2 separate regions of the Homo sapiens genome follow, and region 2 is linked to region 1. Evidence: chromatin loops called from intact Hi-C (ENCODE). Cell type or tissue: IMR-90. All regions are shown on one strand.

Region 1 (8,000 bases):
CAGAGAGAATTTGCAAATGTTTTTTCTGTCTAGTATTATAAAAAAGAAGAAGAAAAGGCTTTTTGGAGGAGTTGAAGTTTTTATTGTTCAAATAGTAAATGAAAAAATAAAATCTACTTTAATTCCTTCTTTAGTAATTCTGGATAAGATATATATTATATGCCTTAAATTCTAAAAATTTTGGCCAGACACAGTGGCTCATGCCTGCAATTCCAGCATTTTGAGAGGCTGAGGCAGGAGGATTGCTTGAGTTCAGGAGTTCGAGGCTGCAGTGAGCTATGATCATGCCACTGTACTCCAGCCTGGGCAACAGAGACTGTCTGAAGAAAATAAAATTTCTGAGTGTTGTTTCTAAATGAGCAAATACCTTTTTGGTCAGATTAAAAAGTGTTTTGGTTAGATCAAATTGTAGTAAGAACCAGGAGTATCCAGCATAAAACACCACAGTGTAAGTTTTAAAGTTTTTTAATTTCTAAAGTTGTCACTGATACACAACCACAGTAAAAAGTTTAGGATTCCTTAAATGTCCTGATGAAATGCACATGCATATCTTCAGCACATTTCCAAAATATACACAAATGAGTCAGTTGACATCTGCTTCTGCTTTTTTTTTTTTTTTTTTTTTTTTTTTTTTTTTTTTTTTTAGGTATAAATTTGAATCTGGCTCTTTTTAATCATCTCCAGCACTTTGTCTAAGTAGCTTTCCATGATTTATATACAAAAGTCACTTCCCGGGAGAGGAAGACTCTTTAAAGTGTAAGCTGAAGTATACACACGATTAACATCAGAGAGACCTTCGTTTTTGGAAGTAATTTGAAAGAAAATGAGCATGGTTTAGAAAAAAAAAAAGAAATTGGAACCACATTTTTAGATATTTATGTATAACAAGAAAGGATTGTATCAGCCTTCCTCTATAGTACATACTATGTGACTTTATTTGTATAATTTTCAAGGTACTTTTTAAGTAGAAACAATGTTTAATCCAAAATTTTAAGGCTTACATACCTAAAAGTGATGCACCTTAACATCTGAGTGTTTTTTACATGTTAATAATAAGGAAATAATGATATAAAAGCATTAAATTGAGAGATGTAGTTTAAAAATCGGGATCCATTTAATATTGAAATGAATCAAATTTAAAGAGAGAATGAAATTTTTCCCCTCGTCTTTCAGCATGTTTGAGTGTAATGCTTCAGTTCATGGTGAAATTTTTCCTAAATGAGATGGTTCAAGATCAAGCATTAGCATTGTGTGACCACAGTGCCAAGACCATGGCTTTTCAGCATCACCAAGGATGATGTTCTTGAAAGGAAGAGACACAAGCTAGAAACTCGTGTGCCATATTCGTTTTGGGTCACAGAATGTGCAGGGTATGCCCTGATTGATAGGGAACTTCCCTGCAGAGTAGGAGGGGTCCCTGTTTTGTGGGCTACGCAGTAAGTTTGTTGTGCTCCTAAGATAAAGCTCAGATTTCATTCATATCACGTTCATCTTTTTGTCCTTTTTAACTTCACACTAGTTGTTACTCTCATGTGCCTCTTCCTTACCTGCCCATGAATATAATTTCCACTGTCATATTTACCCAAAATCTCCATCCTTTTTTCTGGTACCTTTCCTCATTTGCAGATGTCCCCCCCAGGGGGTAATGGGGACACAATTACGGGCTTCGAGTGCTGCAGCCCTCCTGCCTGCCCCAGGCAGCCAGCCTTCCCTCCCTACACTGTGTGGTCCCTGGGTTGTTGCTGCTGTTGAGACTCTGGACCAGTCTGCAACATCTCTTTCCAGCAGAAACACTTCGTGCAAGCAGCTTTTTCAGCACCAGCTTCTGCAGCAAAGCTGTGGGTCCACTCACTAGTCACATTTTTTTTCTTAATACCCCAGAGGACACAGGCACTCCCAAGTGGGAGCATGAGGCTGCTGATAATCAGCTCAGCCTCCTTTGCAACACCTGAATCACCTCTGCTGAGTCCAGCTCACTCACACCTCCCCCGTCCTGTCCCCAGTTTGGTCTCCTTTGGAGACCATGGTCATTAGGCAGGTCTGTACATGCATGACTTCCAGTTGTGGGTTGGGTCTGTCCACTAGTCCAGTTCTCTGAAGATTGCCTGGAAGTTAAGAGGTGGTTCTTTTTAGAGCCCCTGAGGGTCGCTGGGGAGCATTTTTAGCTAACTTCAGAGCTTGCCTGTCAAAGCCTTTATTAGGACTCAAGCCAAAACCCTGAGTCCCTTTGCATTCAAGTGTGGTCTGCCCGCAGGCAGCTTATTAGAAATGCAAATTTGTTGCCCCTTCCCTGTTTAGAATCTTTGGAGTAGGGCTCAGGGCTCTTTCTGGCCCTCCAGGCCATTCCTGCGCATGCCCACCTTTGAGAAGCTGCATTCTAGTATACATTATTAATGGTGAAGATTGTAGCATAGGCACCCTTCTAGGATTTTGGAAGCAGAAGGAATCTCAGTTGGAGGCCATGGTCCAACAATATTCCCCTCAACCTTTATTTTTACTGTTAAAAGAATTTGTAGCCCAGGGAACTGCTGTAACTCCCCAGCCATGTAAGCAGTGGAAGGGGAGCCAGGACTCTAATGCAGAGCTCCTGACTTTATTTTTGTCATTCGAGAACAACTTTTTGCTGTATGATGTTTCTTCCTTTGCAATATGTTGATTAAGAGCATTCTTAATTTATTTGAAGGAAACAGGCAGCAGCTGTTCTTCCATCCCTCTTCCCTAGTCCCCTGAAACCCCAGTTTTTATCAGTAGTAGTCTTGGTCAGCTCCTCCCACAACTGCTGAACTCTGATGTATTTTGAAGTTCGCATATGTGCAATAGAGTAAAAGGATTGGACACCCAAAGATGTGTTTTGGTGTGGGTACTTACAGGGAACACCACTCATACATTTTCTCATTTGTTCATTTAATAAACATTTATTGGAACTTACTGTTTGTTTTGTGTTACTGTGGATAAATCTTTCTCCAGTTAAAGGAACAATTGTATCTGTCTAAAGAGAGTGAGTTTCTTAATCGCGGACATGCTGAAGTGTGTATAAGTGACTTACAAGTTCCAACTGTTGGTTGTGTAGTATGTGAGTGCTCCTTCACCAGAGGGTTATTTTTCCTTACAGCTGATACAGACCAGTGCTGGGCACCAGGCTGCAGCCATAGTCAAAGTTCAAAGACTAATCGGAGCCACGAGTTTTGGAGTTTTGCAGTTTACTAAATGAACAGACATTTTAATTGCTTGTCAAAGGACTATAATGGGATTGTTGGGCTTATCTAAACTGTTTCTGAGCAGCTTTGTAGAAGTCTCAGGTTAATCTTTTTAAGGATTGTGATGTCAAAGAAACTGAATTGGTCTTTAAAGTTTGTACTTTTTGCTTGTTCTTTATTTGGTGAGTATGTCTTGGTAGTAAGAACAGTGTCCTGTTTTAGTTGAGGGCAGGAATATACTAAGCCAGTACCTGTTTTTTGAAATTTCAGTTGCCTTTGGGAATGAACATAAATGATTTGCTTTTCCATACATTTAGTTCTTTTCATTTCGAACATACCATTCCATTTTTTGAGTTTTTTTAGTGAGCAATCTGACACTTCTTAATTGTTTTAAACCATGGGTGTATATTGTTTAAAAAAAAGGTATTTTGCTCTTTTTAAACATATTATTTTCTAAAAGTTGGCAAACTGATGAAACTTGGTTTAATTTATTTGGATTGAATCTTAGGGGCATGTAAGTTTTGGTCACACCTTAAGCAGTGCTTGTCTCTTGTGCTCTCAGAAGGATTTGGTGTATCTTTTCTTTTGATCATACATTCTCTGAGACAATGCCCAGATGTTACATACTTGTGTAGATAGTCTTGGTAACACATGCTTTACTAAACTTCGTCATTGCACTCTCTAAATAATCTTTATAATATTAAAACTTTTTTCTTTTCAAAATGAAAAAGAATGATGGAACATGACCAGAAAAAGTTAAATATTGGTTGAAGCCATGTGAAGTTGTTAGTATTTGTAAGCTTTTGAGCTACAGAAATGACGTTTTCTTATGGGTCAACCTAATATATCCTCCAAATTAATTTTTGGTAGATGATACCCTAAATGGTCAGCAGTCCTTTTGGTTCTCTCTCACAGCTTTCAAGAAGCTCCTGTGTTTTAGATGTTACATTTGTTCCAACTGCTGCTGCTTATTTCCTAAGAAGGGCTTTCTGCTTCTTGGAGCTGTGCAGTGGCTACCCGGCTCTTTAGACCTGAAAAGAGCTTTTGTTTATTAGAAGTCTGTGGCTGAGATCCAGCCAGTCCTAGCCGGGCCTATGGTTGCCAAATGCTGCTTTGGTTGTTTTCTTCAGCATGAGCAGAGACACACTTGATCTCAGTAGAGTACCATGTCTTTTTGCTGTTAAAATGAACCTAGACGTTCATTTCTGTCTTAAAAATGTGTTACTTATCACTAGGGTGTGTGATCCAAAAACTCTTTATTATGTGTGCATAATAAAAACATGAGAATTGTGACCCAGCTCCTAACTCAAGATGAATGCATGTGATAGTAGCTTTCCTGAACTTAGGGAGAAAGCACCTCAAATACACGTTTTGTGGTAGCAGTGATTTTGCTTATGCTTAAGAAATTTCTGTTTGCCAAACGCCTGTCTCATCTTGCCTTTACTGTGAAACAGACTGTTGTCAAGGTCTTTTGTAGTAAGTTAGAGATTTTTCCCCCATCTTCAAAGAAGATATAAATAAATGTAGGCATGTTTTCTATTAAAAAGAAATGTGAAAATGTTTCCTACATTATTCCACTGCCTTACATGGTCACACACTTTCAGATCATTTCCAGTAGTAGATTTAGAGAATGTCCACTATATTCGAAGGCATGGTTGGATAGTGCCCTCTTGTGGGAAAACAACATATTGCTTATGTCGTGCTTGCTTAAACATTAGCAAGGATTTTAAAATTTTATTAACTGGGTGCAGTGGCTCACGCCTGTAATCCCAGCAGTTTGGGAGGCTGAGGCAGGCAGATCACCTAAGTTGGGAGTTCGAGACCAGCCTGACCAACATGGAGAAACCCCCTCTCTACTAAAAATACAAAATTAGCTGGGCATGGTGGCATGTGCCTGTAATCCCAGCTACTCGGGAAGCTGAGGCAGAAGAATCGCTTGAACCTGGGAGGCGGAGGTTGTAGTGAGCCGAGATCGTGCCATTGCACTGTAGCCTGGGCAACAAGAGCGAAACTCCATCTCAAAAAAAAAAAAATCGGTGTGTACAAGCATGTTTTGTACAAAATGCTTTTTCACTAGAAACCATTATTAATTTAAGGTTTATTCCTAATTTCTTCCATGTTTTAAAAGTAAAAAGGCGGGGAGGGTAATGGAGGTGATGGGGGTGTGAATAGGATTTGCTCTAGTTCCTTGGGTGGGGGATAAAATTCTCTGAGAGTCAGAAAATGTTTTTGAGCAGCTCATGGCAGATATTTGTAAAGAAATAAGCATAAACAGCTCCAAGTCAAGTTTTTACAGTGCATTTCTTATAAAAGCCCCTTTTCAGCCATGTAAACTCTTTTTTAAGGAAGGCTCCCTAGGCTGAGAGGGAGCAAGCGTCCCTTCAGGTACTTGAGTCTAATCAAATGGTAGAATGTAAATCACATTTTTTCAATAAAGGATCATGGTTGGCTTTGGTGTCAGACAGGGCAGCATCTGAGTCCTGGCTCTTCTGCTCAGTGATGGTGGACTCTGGCAAAGAATTTCACTTCCCTGCCCCTAGTGGTGGTGATAGTCCAGTACCTTTATTTCAAGTTTTTGAGCATTAACTGGGAGAATGTGGGGGCCTGACACATAAGTGTGTGCTTCAAAATGGTAGCAGGAATGATGTTGCTTATTGGATTTTGTTCTTACTTTAAAAAAATGTTTAATTTTTTTCATATTTTAACTTTTTCATGTTGAATATTTGTTAACTTAATGCTAATGGACTAAATGGAATCTTGGGACTTAGAAGCTAAAGGCCAAATCATGGACTAACATTCAGAGTGAGAGAGGGCTCACTCTGAATTTTTACTAGGGTGTTTTCCCCCATTTCAGTTTAAGGAAATTGATATAATATGTTCAGTGATTTACTGTCATTTAAGGAAACATGCCTTTTTGTAAATAAAACTTTTCTAAATGTATCACTTACATTTCAGGTATATGCAGTATAATTTTAAAATATGTAATGTTTAACAAACACCTTTATGGAATTAACTTGTTAAAACTCATTTCATTGGTAGTAGAGTTTGAAATATCTTCATTTTTAAGTGTTATAATATATAAACATATACTAGTAATAAATACAATATTACAATAATAAATATATTCTATATTTGTGCATGAACTGCCCAAAGCAGGAACCCACCTCCCCCTGAGGAGAGTGCTGGGGTGTAGCCCATGGGCAGCTGCTTAAGGCAGCTCACTAGCCCCAGTAGCTCTGGGCTATACAGGAATCTCAAGAGCTTGCTCCATTGGGCCTCACTTTCTCATCTTATCCTGGAGCACAGCTATTTGGTTTCCTTGCTGTGTTGTAGGATATGGAGTGTATCACATAGCCATCTGTTTGTAACCTTTTCTTGGGGCTGAAATTCTGATTTCTTTCTCTTTCTCTATTAATTTGTATCCTTCCAAAGGCTTTAGGAGTCTGCCTCCATAAACATGACAGTGTTGGGGATAAGGATAAGATCAGAAAGAATGGAATGAACGATTAGTTTAGTTGTGCTCTAGCCTAGCAGTGCTCCCACCACCCACATGCCAGGCTCACCCCCACCATCTCAGGACTCTATGGAGGGTCTCTTTGAGATCAGAAAGATTACCAAAAAAAAAAAGTGTTATGTTCAGGGGTGTAGATTTGACTGCATTTCTCAGTTCTCAATACAGTTGTTTAAAATTCAGCTTTTAGGATTCATTGGTGGAAAGCCAGTAAGGTTTAATGAGAGGACTGAATTATAGAATATTTTTTAATGCAGTTTTGTCCCTCTGAGGTACATTCAGTAACAGAAACTAGGCCAACAAGTTATTGACAATTAGTGGTCCTTTGGGAATCTGCTTTAATGAATAGATAAGAATGATTTGTAATTAGCATAATAATTATATGCAAATGAATGCTTCTGAATTGCTCTAAAACACTTCTGAACTGTTTAAACAGCCCTCCTGAGATCTTGTTACTCTATTAATTTGTGTAGCAAATCTTTTTTTCATAGATCATGCAAAGATAAACTTCAGCCCAGCCCCTGTCTGAATGATTATGTATTCCAAGGTAGTAGGACCTGAATTAATGAGATTTACTTATACTATATTAATGGTACTCTGTGGGAACCTGAAAGGTTGAGGAGTCACTGGGGAGATGTAATTAAAAATAGAAAAGAAAGCTGCTTATTTGAAAATAACTGTTGAAATCAGTTTCTTAAACAAGTTAGTAAATGTTATTTCTCTTTACACCTCTGTTATTTGCTTTTGCAAAATTTAATGTAAACTTTTTTTTAATGGGCTTACTTACTCTTTGGAGTCTCGCTTGAATTTTGTCAGCTTGAGTTAGTTATTCGTTTGGCATTAGGGTCAACAGTGATAGGATCCAGGAACTCATTTAGGTGCCACAATACTGGAAAATTCAGGGCAGTGCTAATAAATGATGTTTGTTATTTATCTTCATATTTAATTCAGCTTTATTCCCCATCCTGGGCTTTATTTTTAGGATGTGATTAGAGGAAATAAGCCTTGCTAAGTTGAACTGCAATACCCATGCATTTAAAACTTAATGATTATCTTTGAGCTATTTTAATAGACACCTAATTAATCATTGTATGCTAAAGGAAAGCATTTTATATAACAGGCTGCAGGATCCTAATGTCTCTCTCAAGCTTTTATGTTTGCCCAGTAAAACACCCCCTCTCCACAGGATAGAAAATAGGGGTTGATCTTTTATAAGCAGGTGCCAAGGAGTTGCTAATGCTTGTGGTTTGGGTCCTCTTTTCCTTAGTTTACACTTAGCCTCACCTCTAGTA
Region 2 (8,000 bases), 480 kb after region 1:
CCAGGCTCAAGCAATTCTCTTGCCTCAGCCTCCCAAGTAGCTGGGACTACAGGCATGTACCACCACATCTGGCTAATTTTTGTATTTTTAGTAGAGACAGGGTTTCACCATGTTGGCCAGGCTGGTCTCGAACTCCTGATCTCAGGTGATCCACCCGCCTCAGCCTCCCAAAATGTTGGGATTACAGGTGTGAGCCACCACGCCCAGCCTGCTATGAGGCTTAAACATGTTCTCAACCTTACCCTCTGTATGCTCACAGGACCCTGGCCTCAGGAGAAGGCAGTGTGGAAGTATCAGACTTCTGGGATGGAGCAGTGGGGCAGCTCAGAGCACAGGACCACAGGAGTCCTGAGACTTGAAGGAGGGATATAATAATAATTACAATAATAATAATTATTATAGAGTGCCTGTTATTGGGTCCTTACCATATGCCCGGTACAGTGGAAGCAACCAACACACCCAGACCTTTGGAGAAAAAAATGTCTACTATTCCCATTTTGCAGAAGGGGAAATTAGGCTCAGCAAGAAAGTGACCCTATAAGCGCAGGAGCCAATCAGAGCCTAGGCCTATCTGGGTCAAACTTATGGGCTTTTTAGCTCTGTGGCTGCTCAAGCTCTGTCTAGGTCTGTAGCAGACAATGACTTCCTGAATTACCCTGGTCGAGTTGTTTGCCCTTGAAAATGATGGTGATGGATCAGTCAGCCTCTACTCCCTTGTGGTCGCTTCTTGCGGGCTTGCAGAAGGCCGTGCGTTTGCTTGTGTGACAGTGTATCTCCACGCCTTTGCACCCTGTGAACTATGCATTCCTGTGTCAATAGAGCCTGCGCAGTGTGAACGGATATTCGAATGTGTGTGGATCAGATACGCACCCTCAGGGGAAGTCAGCAGAAAGGAAGCCCCAAGTTGGCCAGCAAGATCCAGTCAATCTATGCCATTTTCCTGATACCCCCAGCTCTTGACACAGAGTCTAGATGCCGTGGTTCTGCACGAAGTGTTTGCTGAATGGCTAAGTGAAGGTCTGTGCAGGCCTGGAGGGATGTATGTGTGTGTGTGTGTGTGTGTGTGCGCTCACGAGTCTATGTAGGTCAGTATGGGAGCACACAGGTGTGAGGCATAGACTTCCATAGTGGGTATGAGGTAGTTACGAATAGGCCAGGCAACAGCTGTGTGCGCTCTGGTGAACTCAAATTCTCTCGTGAGTCTGCATGTGCTTGTGTAAATCCATGCAACCTTTTCATGAGACCACTTAGGTGTGTGCTGGGTGCGTGTCACCCAGAAGGTCAGGGGAAAATGTGCAGCGATCGGGCTAAGGCCTCTAGGGCACACGAATCTGGGGTGGACTGCTAGCTCTGCCACAGGCATGCTGTGTGACCTGAACCTGGTGGCCTTCCTTCCCAGAGGCCCTACTTTCCGTAACATGCACACAATTTCCACACCTCCCTTGTAGAGATGTAGAGGCGTCCCCAAGACAGTATATGTCAAATACTTTACCCAGTGCTTGGCACGCTGTAGGTTCTCAATTAATATATTTTTAAAAACTTCTTGTGTACCACTGGAGTTGGGGGCTGGGCTCCTGAGGACTCCAGGTTCGAGGCTAAATTTGCAGGTCTGCCACCTTCATTTAACAAATATTAATTGGGAACCTAAACTAAGGCCAGGAACACCTGGCGGCACCGCTAGGTATTGTGTCGGGGGCAGTGGCTCTCACAGTCTCATGGAGGAGTCAGGCACAAAGGAAGTTATTGCATTGATAATAATTCCAGCTACCTAACAGGGTACTTCATGGAGGGATAAGGTCAGAGATGACAGGAAGGGCGTCCCTATGGAAATGGTACTTGGCCTGGAGTCTGAAGGATGAGTTAGCTGTAAGGAAGTGAAGAGAAAGAAGGAAAAACATTGCAGCCAGTGGGGACAGCATGTACAAAGGCCCTGTGGTTTGCAGAAGTGTGGTGAGGGGAAGCCCTGACGGGAGGAAGTTCCATTGTGGGTGGAGGCTGGGGAGGAAGAGAGTGTGGGTTAGAGGGGCTGGTAGGGGTTGGTCTTTGTGGCTATGGGGGAGAGGGAGAGTTTGGCCTCCATCCTAGGATTCCAAAAGCCATGGAAGGTTTAAAGAAGGATGTGACAGGCTCAGATCTGGGTTTTTGAAAACTGCCTCTGGCTACCCCAAACCTGGAGTGGACAGCAGCCTTAGGTTGGGAGAGACATGTAGCTGATCCTTCCATGTTAACCTGTCCTGCCAGGGTGACCCCAGGGGAAGGATGTGGCCAGCACAGCCTGTCGGGAGGCAGGGAGCCCAGGTCCCCCTTCGCCTCCAAGCTGGTGGGCTCATTTACATGATTCCTGCTTAATTCTCCCAGGGTATGCAAATGTATGCAAACCACAATCCAGGAGAGGCAAAAATAGCAGGGCGCATTAGCATCCCCCACAGGAATATTGTTTTATGCAAACGATGTGCTTGGAGCCTGCTGAGCAGGCGGAAATGAAAGATGCCTTCCTGGGGGCTCCGGCGAGTCCACCCACCTGACCTTTGCCCTCCAGGACCCTGGCCAGGCCCCTGCTGGGAGGGAAAAGCTCTGGGGTATGGAGGCAGGTGGTGGGTGGAAGACCCTGGCTGCCCAGTGGACAGGGGCCAGTTCAGGGTCCACGGGGTGGGAGGACCCCTGATCCCGCCGCTACCCTCGTCGTGCCCTGGCCTCCACCCTCTGACTGTCTGGTCTTCCTCCCTCCTCTATTCCCCTTCCTCTGCCCTCTGTATGTTGTCGCCTTCCTCTTTGCTTCTCTCTCTCTGATCATTTTTTCTCTTCTCAGCCTCCTCCGGCCTTTCCTTCTCTGCTGAGTCTCTGCCTGACCTCCTGGTCTGCTACCCCAGAATTTGCTCTCGTGCCCCTTGGTCCTTGTCTCACCCCGGGTCTCCATCTTCTGCCCCTCCTCGCATCTCTCCCTGTCTCTGTGGCACCCCGCCGCTTTGTCCCTGTCTGTCTCTGCGATTTCCTGGCTCCCAGTCTCTGTCTCTCTCTCAGTCTGTATCCCCGTCATCTGTCTGTCTGTCTCCATCTCAATATGCACCTCTCTTCACTCCCTTCTTTCTGGCTCTGTCGCTCCCTCTCTGTTTTGTTCGGTTTTGATTTAATTTGTTTTTCTGGCGCTCTCTCTTGTTCTCTTCCTGTCGTTGTCTCTACGCTGCGTCTCCGTCTATTTCATGATCTCTCTGTCACTTTTGCTCTGTATCCCCCACCCCACGTCTCCCTCCTTGCCTCTGCTCTGCTTCTTCTTCCTTAAGAGACCTGGAGACCATCCCAGGACTCACGGCAGCAACCCTTGCTCACATCTGGAGCAGGGGCTATTGGGCGATGTGGGGAGAAGCAGGGACGCCTTCATGCCCCCAAATTCCAGTGGTCACCCAGACCCCTGATGGCAGCCCACAGGAAGGAGCCTGGTCTAGACAGGCTGTGGGTTTTGAGAAGAGGCTGAGCCTTCCCTGATCCCTGGAGGCCTAGGTCTGGCTATGCTGGCCCAAGCTTGCCTGAGGCTGAGGCTGGAATGTTGGGGAGAGAGTAGATAGGAATTAGGCCTGGTTCCCTCTGGGCAGGGACATGTCCTGGCAGCAGATACTTCCTGGCTGTGTGATCTCTGCAAATGGTTTCATCTTTCTGAGCCTCAGTTTCCATCTCTGTAAAATGGGTCAGTACTGGTGTCCAAGTCTTGGATTGGTTGTGGGACTGGCCTGACTCATTGCCATTGTTTACATGTGTTGCACTTACTCAATATTAACCACTACTGTCATGATTGTCATTGCTCCCATATTTCCACTTAAGCTCTTGGTGCCTCAGTTTCCTCATCTGGAATATGGAAAGACTATCTCCTGCCTTTGGGTTGTTGTGGAAACTGGATGATACAGTTGCAAACTTGGCACATAGTAGGTGTTCAATAAACTACCTTTTAAAGTCTTCTTAGACTAGCTGCATGACTTTGGTAAAGGCATGGCTGCCCCTTTCTGGGCCTCAGTTTCCCCACCTGGAAGGAGGTCAGCGCAGAGCACCCTCTGAGGTCTCCTGGCCAAGCTGCACTGGACTGGGGCTCCTCGGGTGGCTGCCAGTCGGTGGTGACTCCACAGTGCCACCAAGTGGCCACCCATGTCACCATGGGGCAAACTTGGGGGCTGGGGACCGACCTGTGTCTAACCTCCCTATCCCTGCTGCAACCCCAGGCCCATTACACAGATGTAACAAGGGCCCAGAGGGGAAGAGCTATGCCCAAGGGCATGCGGCCATGAGTAGAGAGGAAAGCCTAGATTTCTGGGGCTGGATCTCGCTTAGACTTGCTGGGTGACGTTGGGGCAGTGCATTCCCCTCTCTGAGCCATGCTATCCTCACCACATCAGACTGGCCTGGAGGCTTCCTCCAGCAGCCACATCCTCCATCCCTGTGGCTGGTCCAAGGCTACATCACTTCGGTAGTTCACAGTTTTATTAAGCGCCTACTCTGCGCTGAATAGAGGATAAATAATACCAACAATGACAATGACAGTGATAATAATAATGGTAATTATTCACCAGCAATGAAAATGTTCTGTGGGTCAGGCCATGTGCTCAGCATTTGCTCAGTGCCAGCTCATTTAATTAACACGAGGTGGAACTTTCTAAGCACTTTACAGCAATTAACTCATTTAATCCTCACAACACAGTGAGGCTCAGAGAGGAAGGAGAATGCATGTTTTTGCCATTAAATTATTTCACTATATATTTAATGAGCACCTAGTATGTGCTGAGCCCTGTGCTCAGCCCTGGGGGTCCAATGGTGAAGGGCATAGAGATAGTCATGGATCACATGAGCTCACTGTTTAGTGGGGAGAAATACAGTAAACAAACAAACAAAAAATGCCCCGGAATGCAAACTTAGGAAGCATTACAAGAGATTGGAAGGGAATGAAGAGGGAACAGTGAGAGGGAAGAGGGAGGGAGGCAGGTAATCAGGGAATGACAGCCTGAAGGAGGAGGTATTAAAGCTGAGGCCTAAGGGAGGATTGGGAGCCTGCAAACTGTGGAGGTGGAAGGACCAGCCTGCGCAAAGGTCCTGTAGTAGGAGGAGGCTTGCCCCATCAAGAAACGGAGAAGAAGCTATGGCAACCCTCCAACCCAGGAACCCCTCTGCAGCCCCAGATTCCGGTGAAGTTTATATCAGGGGTTCTCAGCCTCTGAGAAAATTACCAGGGAGCTTAAAAAAAAAAAAAAAAAAAAAAAGCCAGGCACAGTGGCTCACACCTGCGATTCCAGCACTTTGGGAGGCCAAGGAGGGCGGATTGTTTGAGCTCAGGAGTTCAAGACCAGCCTGGCCAACGTGGTGAAAACTCCGTCTCTACTAAAAAACATACAAAAATTAGCCTGGTGTGGTGGCGTGCACCTGCAGTCTCAGCTACCCGGGAGGCTGAGGCATGAGAATCACTTGACTCCAACGCTGTGGTTTTGATAAACTTCAATGGCTTAGCATTGTGTAGGGGAGGAGGGTTTCTTTGAAGATAATATTTATCAGTAATTTTCCCCTTTGTGGCCCAGCCCTACCCTGGGGGTCACGTGAGCCAGGATGACTCTCTATGCAGAGTCCTGACTTCCTATCTTATAGACCCCATGTAACAGTTGTGCTAGTAAGTTAACCACAGGTGCCATCTGGGGTAATCTTTGCACCATAATGACCCCCGTAGAGCCTCAGAATGCACACCTCCCCAAAAAAAAGAGTGACCCAAATAAGGCAGCCTTAGGCAGGCTCCACTGAGCTGTGCCCAGAAAAGTGTCCCTCTGGCCATTGCTGGCCCATCCATGGGAATCTTGATTAGAGAGACTGAGGCCACATCTGCATGGGAATCGATTAGAGAGACTGAGGCCACATCTGGGCTGAGTGAGAGTGCTCTGGGATGAATTAGTAATGTCTGCTCTGGTAGCAGCCTGGGGGTTTGGAGGGGTCATTTCTGATAGACTGTAGCTACATTCAGGTTTAGGACATGAGGCCACCCCTGAGAGGTAGGAAGGTTCCAGGCCGACTCCATGGCTTGCCAGCTGTGGAGCCTGGGGAGGCACTAACTCTCAGAGCTTTGTTTCTCATCTGGAAAGTGGGTCCAATAGTTGTATTGTATTAGTTTGCCAGGGCTGCCATATCATAGTGCCACAGACTGAGTGGCTTAAACAACAGGCATTTCTTTCCCCAAGTCTTGGAAGCTAGAAGCCCATGTCAAGGTGTGGGCAGAGTTGGTTTCTTTCAAGGCCCCTCTCCTTGGCTTGCAGATGGCCGTCTTCTCCTCACTGTCTTCATGTTATCTTCCTTCTGTACATGTCAGTGTCCTAATCTCTTTTGCAGATAGGGACACCAGTTGTGTTGGATCAAGACCTACCCCAATGACATCATTTTACCTTAATTACCGCTTTAGAGATCCTATTCCCAAATAAGATAACATTCTGTGCTACTGAAGTTTAGAACTTCAACATATAAATTTTTGGGGGACACGATTCAGCCCATGAGTGCTGCAACTGAGGGTTTCCTATCCATCCAGTTGCCTGAGGCTATACAACAACAGCATAACAAAAACTTTTAAGTGATTTTTAATGATTTAACTAAATAAAAAAAAATTTTTTTGAGACAGGGTCTCACTCTGTCACCCAGGCTGGAATGCAATGGTGTAATCACAACCCACCACAGTCTTGAACCTCCTGGGCTCAATCCAACCTTCACCTCAGCCACCCAAGTAGCTGAACTACAGGTATGTGCCACCATGCAGGCTAATTTTTGTATTTTTAGTGGAGATGGGGTTTTGCCATGTTGCCCAGGCTGGTCTCCACCTCCTGGGCTCAAGTGATCTGCCCAACTTAGCCTCCCGAAGTGCTGGGATTACAGGTATGAGCCATCACACCCAACCTAAAATGTTAATTTTGCTCGTGGATCTGTGAGTTGGGCAGGGTTCAACAGGGTCAGGTTGTCTCTGTTTCATGTAGCGTCAGACTGAGATGGCTCTAAGGGTGGGAGTGGGAAACTTCTGAAGCTTGTTTGCTTACATAGGTAGTTGATGCCTGCTGGGGCTTTTGGGTGAAATGCTCGAGCACAGCCTCTCCATGTAGTCTGGGCTTCCTCACAACATGGCAGCTGGGTTCCAATCACAGCTCTCCAAGGAGAGTGTGCCGTGAGGAAGCCATAGTACCTTTCTTGACCTCATCTCAGAAGTCATGCTGCATCCTTTCTGCTGTATTCATTCATCTATGCTATTGCAAAGACCTGCCCCATTTCAAGGGGATGGGAATTTTTCTGCACTTCTTGTTCAGCAAACTTGGAAAACACAATTTGCTGTAATTAGAGACGAGGCTGATGAGGCTCAGAAGAGGAAAGGCTTTGTGCAGGCCCACACGACATGGGATGCCTGGCCCCTCCATTCATCCTAGAAAGCCCCTTTGAAAGTGTCCACTCCCCAAGCAGGAGCCAGTGAGGTGGCCTCCCTTCCCTAGGTCCCACATAAAGGCCTGAGGCTGGACCTCCACTTGGCCTGTGGAATGGATTTGACACCAGGAGAAAAATATTAATAAGTGAATTTCTGCCTTTTTCTTAGCTCCTTACCCAAATATTGCCCAGCAGGAAGTAATCAGAGTCTCCGTGGTCCTCCTGGCTGGCTTAGTTCATCTAAGACCCCCTGTTCTTCTCTCCTCCTTCCTATTTCTCTGTTTCTTCTCTTTTTTTGTTTCTCTCTCCCTCTCTCCAGGTCTCTATATGTTTGTCCCTCTATCTATCTATCTGTGTCCTTGTCTTTCCCCTTCTATCTCCCTCATATATTTGGATCCCACAGAGACCCTGAGGGAGGGACCTTCCTGCCCCCAGGAAGCATTGTCTTCCTTGGAACCATGCTGCTGGTGGTTCAGTACCTGGGTCCATTTGCTCAGGATGCCCGCCTACCTCACTTCTGGTCCATCACGGTGCATCCAAGAAGGAGGCTGGGAAGAAATGCACCAACTGTCTTATTGGTTTAT

Evidence for each region. Peaks named below come from ENCODE experiments on the same cell type or tissue, not always from the same donor. Only the 100,000 strongest peaks of a DNase experiment are listed, where the experiment ranks them.
Region 2: a loop joins it to region 1, with 6 times the contacts of the local background. A loop is called at or near these places in 3 of 110 quality-filtered maps.

Annotation. Positions count from the first base shown.
Region 1 is chr22:27,877,857-27,885,856 of GRCh38, reverse strand. The region is part of intron 7 of PITPNB (phosphatidylinositol transfer protein beta); the gene reads left to right. Among named protein-coding and RNA genes, the nearest start is that of PITPNB, 37 kb to the left of the region's middle. In IMR-90, CTCF peaks have their summits at 4,855 (motif pointing left) and 5,735; DNase peaks (open chromatin) are centred at 556, 4,246 and 4,846; H3K27ac peaks cover 4,294 bases.
Region 2 is chr22:27,402,211-27,410,210 of GRCh38, reverse strand. No RefSeq gene overlaps it. Among named protein-coding and RNA genes, the nearest start is that of LINC02554, 96 kb to the right of the region's middle. RefSeq lists an enhancer at 1,995-2,547. In IMR-90, CTCF peaks have their summits at 717 and 4,118 (motif pointing left); no DNase peak of the experiment used is centred here; H3K27me3 peaks cover 1,126 bases.